Regions from separate parts of the Homo sapiens genome. Here region 2 is linked to region 1. The links are chromatin loops, found by intact Hi-C in ENCODE. Cell type or tissue: gastrocnemius medialis. All regions are shown on one strand.

Region 1 (2,500 bases):
CCAGTTACGTCTTTCTTAATTGGGACCAACAGCTCTTTAAATATTATCTTTCCACTAAGGGGAAAATCCTCCCTCCTGGGGAGTTTTAGCTCACTTTAGCTGAATTCAGTCAATCCACTCTAACTTCCATTCCCATGATGCATCAATCCATCCCCCAAAACTCTTTTTCCAGGAAAAAGCAGTAAATAACCTAAGCAACTCAGTGAGATGCAAGGAGTTGGAGTGCAACTCCTAAACACTCATCATCACGCCCCGCTTCCTGTGACCCTGTGAGCACAAGGGCTGAGAAGGGTGGTAGTCTGGTTCCTCGACTATATCCTAAGGCCATAGAGAAGACTACAACTACCAAGATGCCCCTCTCCCCGCCCCGCCCCGCCCCTCCTCGCTCCCCTTCCTCCAGCTAGAAAGCGTGTACCACCGAGAAGACGAGGCAACATGGCTCCCGGAGGTGGAAGAAAGAGGCTTCACCCCTTCTAAAGCGGGAAGAAGAGCGGCCGGAAAGGAGAAAAAAGAGAAGTGACTAGAGCCCATCCTCGCTTTTATCCTCCCAGCCTCTCCCGGGTCCGGTCTGCCCCTCCCCTTCTCTCTACCCAAATCCAATTTGTGGTCTCCTCCCCTCCCCGCCCTCATTCCCTCGCTTCCTCACCCCTCCCCTCGGGAATCCTTTTCCCGCCCCCCCTCGCCCCCCGCGGAGTGCGCACGCGCCCGCCCCCAGCTTCGCGCCCAGATCGTCGCCTATCCTGCTTGCGCAGCCGCTATCGCGTCTGCCCACCGACGAAGCATGGGTGTCCAGGGCTTCCAAGAGTTCCTGGAGAAGCGCTGTCCCGGGGCCGTGGTGCCCGTGGACCTCCTAAAACTCGCGCGCACGGTCTCGCGCCAGCAGCAGCAGCAGCACTTGCACCGCCAGCTGCCGCCGACTGCAGCCCTAGCGCCCGGGGCTCCACGCGCCGCCAGGGGCTCCGTGCCTCTGCAACCGCCGCTTCCGCCCGCTGCCTTGGGTGCCTACTCCGGGGGCGCGGGGCCGACTCGGCACCATCACCCCGCTCACCACTTCCACCATCATGGCCAAGCGCAGCCCGGGCTGCACCCTCCGCTGCCGCCGCCGCCGCCCCCTCAGCTGCCCGGGGCCCGGGTGCTGGTGGACGCCGGCTCGGCGCTGCCGCGGCTCTATGGCGGCTACCAGACGGATTGGGTGTGTGGCGGCCAATGGAACGCCATGCTGGGCTACTTGTCAGCGCTGTGCCAGGCTTGTGCCTATCCTGGCGGCGACGGCCTGGAGCTCGTGGTCATGTTCCCGGGGGGCCTGGGCAAGGACCGGCTGGCCGAGTGGGGCCGTCGGTGCCAGGCCGAGCGGCAGACAGCGCAACTGATCGTGGGACACGTGGGCAACAAGGGCACCCCTCCACCGCGGGCCTGGTTCCTGCCACCGGCCTGCCTGAGCCACTGCGTGAGGCTAGCACTCATCCGCTTCCGGGTCAAGGTGAGGGAGGGGCCGGATCTTAAATAATAAGCCCCACACCTATTCCCTCCCAACTAAATACCTAACCACCTACCCACTTACCCACTACCCTACCTCCCATCTACCCACCCACCTACCCGCCCAACAGCTAACCTACCTGCCTAACTACCCTCTACCATTTTATCCATTTACCTCCCCCTTCATACCACCCCCTACGGATTCACTCACCTACATGGCCATATCTCTACTCATGTCATCCCAGTAGCTCCCTTTAGCTTCCCTTATCCAATTGGCCTACCACTAGGTTTCAGCAGAATCTAGTCAGAATTTCTTTTGTAGCCTCATCTTTCTCCTGGTGTCTTCTGCCTCAAACTGAAATGCCTTTACCCTGCTTTTGCCAGTTGACATCTCTCTCCTGTATCTCTTTCCAACCTCGCAGTAAATCACTTAAGCAGGTGTGAACTGAACACCTTTCTTCTACATTGTTTTTCCGTCTTCACCCACTGCTGCTTTTTTACCCATCTGTGTCCATTCAGCCTTTTTCATTTCAACATGCATCTTCTTCCTCCTGCCTTAGCCTAAACACATAAAAACCCACTGATTCAGTCACTGTTCAGCAAGTATTAACTCACTGAGTGTAAGGGTTTTAAAGACATGTGAGACACTGCTCATGCCCTTGGAAAGTTAAATGTATACACATGAAACATTTAATTATAGCAATGTGTATGTGATTATGCCTTATGGTCCAGACAGTAAGTACAGTTCCTGTTTTCTGTATGTGGGAGTGGTGGGATATCTTTGGACTAAAGTGGTCAGGGGAGGCTTCCCTGAAGAAGTCGGACCTCACCTGGGTCTTCAAAGGTGGATTGGATTTGAATGAGTCACAAGCTTGGGAGGAGGCTGCTTTAAGTGGGAGGAAGAAAATGAGCAGAAGCAAAAAGGAATATTAAGTGTGCAAGGCCCCATAGGCAGTTAAGTCCAATCTGCATGTAGTTGGGTCACTGCATATGGGGCCTGGGGAACAGCTTGGCAGCATCCCCA
Region 2 (2,500 bases), 500 kb after region 1:
TTTAATGTTGTGCGAGAGTGCCTATTTTTCCACAGTTATGCCAACACGTATTATCAATCTTTGTAATTTTAGCCAATTTAAAGGGCAAAAAAATCGTATGTCATTGTTTTCATTTGCATTTCCCTGATTACTGGCGAAATTGATCATATTTTTGTTTGTAAATAGGCAAATATCAATAGTTTATATAGGCAGTTTTCCTATCTATAAGCAATAAGCATTTTGAAATTTTAATAATAAAAAACCTGTTCGCAATAGCAAGAGAAACGAATAAAAATACCTAGAAGTAAACTATAAAACTTTATTGACGAATACCATAAAAGAACATCTGCATGAAAAGAGAAGGAATACTATGCTTCTGAATAAGAAGGCTCAATATTTTAGTGATGTCCATTTTTCCTATATTGGTTTATACAGTTGATGCAATTTCAATAAATATACCAAGTTTTTTTGGAACTTACTATGATTCTAAAGTTCATCCGGGGGAAAAAAATGGCTAAGAATAACTGAAAAAAAATATTTTAAAACGTAAGTAAAGATAGGGATATTTGTACTACTGGCTATTAAAATGTACTCTAAAGGAACTATTTAAATTAGAACGGACAGAACAATGCATTAGAATGGAAAAGCCCACAAATCAAGCCAGATTGGATCCCAAGATTTATTGGAGAAACACTGTTGGCTAGACGTGGAAAAACTGCCATATTAAAAGCTTCAGGCATTTCCCCCCATCCCCGAAGCTTGAATATTCCTTTGAGGGCAGACTCCTTTGTTTGGAGAAAACCACTTTATTGGATCTTTTTGGTTATGCCAAGGTAAAGCTTCAGTAGTTAAAATTGGTGGCTTTGGAACTAGAACTAATGATATGGCCTTTAGTTAGATTAAGATGGATTCAGGTTAGCCTGCAGTGCGGCGAGGGAAGGAGTCTGGATAATGTAGGTTTAAAAATTTTTTTCCCTATCTAATGGGCAAAAAATGTTATGTCATTGTTTTCATTTGCATTTGTGTGCTTACTGTGAGATTGAACGTCTTTTAAATGTTAGTCCAGGATAATATGTTATTCCTGGAGACAGGTAACAATGGGGGACTCTTTGCTCCGCTTCCAGAATGGAGTTTGGCTAATTGGTACAGCCTTGCCCGGAAGCGTGAGAATAAACAGGTTGACTTTTTAAATTTTCCTCAAGCACTAGGCTCTAGACACCTAGATCGGGGGCGGAGGCAGTTTTCAGGACATGGCCGAGATTTGGCGCTGAGCTGTGTCATCGCGAGGTTTGGCAGCCAGCTCCGCAGTGGGTCGGAAACCTCGTGGTAGGCGAGATCCCTGCAGGACGGGAGGGTTCCTCCCTTCCCCCGAAAAACTCCCAGTCATTTTCATGAAGCTCCGCCTTTCTCCTTTTTAGGAGTGTGCACCAGGTCTCGCGATATCTCATGTTTCCTAAAGGCGAGGCGCGGGCGGCATCCTGCGGTGAATTAAGAAGGTCTCGCCGAGGCTAAAGCGTAATATCGCGATAGTTCTCAACGCATGCGGGAGCCGGCCGTGGTAGGTTGGCTCCGCCCCTCACTGCTTCGTTAGGTTGTGCGTCATTTGCTTTTCGCTTCGCGTAGGGTGAAGCTGTAGCTACTTCGGCTTTGGTGGGAGGGAGGAGGGGTCTGGAAAGGGCTGGGCTCAGGCTTTTCCCGTCCGGTAGAGGTTCTCGCGGGATCGCGCGGAGGCGGCGGTGGCTCGGTTACTGACTGCAGTAGCCGCGGAGGCGGCGGCAAGGTCTTCGGCTCGTGCCGTTCTAAGCCGGAGAATTCTCGCGGGAGCAGGGTTACGTCCTCGTGGGATTCGTTGGCGGTGGCTGAGGTAGCTCGCGGGTGGGGGGTGGGGGGGCAGTGACTAGGGTCGGTCCGCCTGCTGTTAAGATGGCGGCGGAGGCTGATGTCTGTCCGGCCAGGACCCAGCACAGAGGTGTTGGCTATCTGCCTTTATGACGCCTCTGAGGTGCCCAGCGTTAAGGAGGTGACGATTGGCGAAACGCCGGGGTGCCGGTAAACTAGACCTGAGGCGAAGACCACCTCGTTTCTTGTCCGTTGAGGCGACACCATTTCCTGGGCCTCGGCCGCGTGTGGGCCCGCCTTTGCCCCACCGATCGGTCAACGCCTCCGTTGTCGCCGCCGCAGTGGGCGGATTGGGAAGGGTGGGAGGGGAGTCTGGAGTTCGCTGGGGAGTGGGGTTGGGGGTTAAATTGAACGGTGGGAAAGAGGAGCAACCAATGAAGAGTGGCCCCTTTCCCCTACCTTTTCTGCCGGCCAACCTCCGTTCTCAGCACCTCCGACGACCCGGATGAATACCCTGGTTTTTCTCGAGGTGGGGTCATCTTCGCCAACTCTCGCGGTTTTAGAGCTAAGGCTTAGGGTTCAAGCAGTAGTGTCACTGGTGTACTCCTCCTCCTCTCCCCACACCCCTCCTAATTCTGTCGTCCCATCTAATCTTCATCTACGTGGATAGTTGAGGCTGGTA

Evidence for each region. Peaks named below come from ENCODE experiments on the same cell type or tissue, not always from the same donor. Only the 100,000 strongest peaks of a DNase experiment are listed, where the experiment ranks them.
Region 2: it touches region 1 in a loop (7-fold over the local background); 12 of 110 quality-filtered maps call a loop at or near these places.

Annotation. Positions count from the first base shown.
Region 1 is chrX:54,181,480-54,183,979 of GRCh38, reverse strand. It overlaps FAM120C (family with sequence similarity 120 member C), which reads left to right and starts at 726. Exons shown (of 16, transcript NM_017848.6): 1 at 726-1,480. The coding sequence starts at 782. RefSeq lists silencers at 294-393, 964-1,173, 1,184-1,233. In gastrocnemius medialis, no CTCF peak of the experiment used is centred here; DNase peaks (open chromatin) are centred at 719 and 1,439; H3K4me3 peaks cover 2,416 bases; H3K27ac peaks cover 2,037 bases.
Region 2 is chrX:53,683,217-53,685,716 of GRCh38, reverse strand. All of the region lies in intron 2 of HUWE1 (HECT, UBA and WWE domain containing E3 ubiquitin protein ligase 1), which reads left to right. Among named protein-coding and RNA genes, the nearest start is that of HUWE1, 2.3 kb to the left of the region's middle. In gastrocnemius medialis, no CTCF peak of the experiment used is centred here; DNase peaks (open chromatin) are centred at 1,416 and 2,306; H3K4me3 peaks cover 2,189 bases; H3K27ac peaks cover 2,500 bases.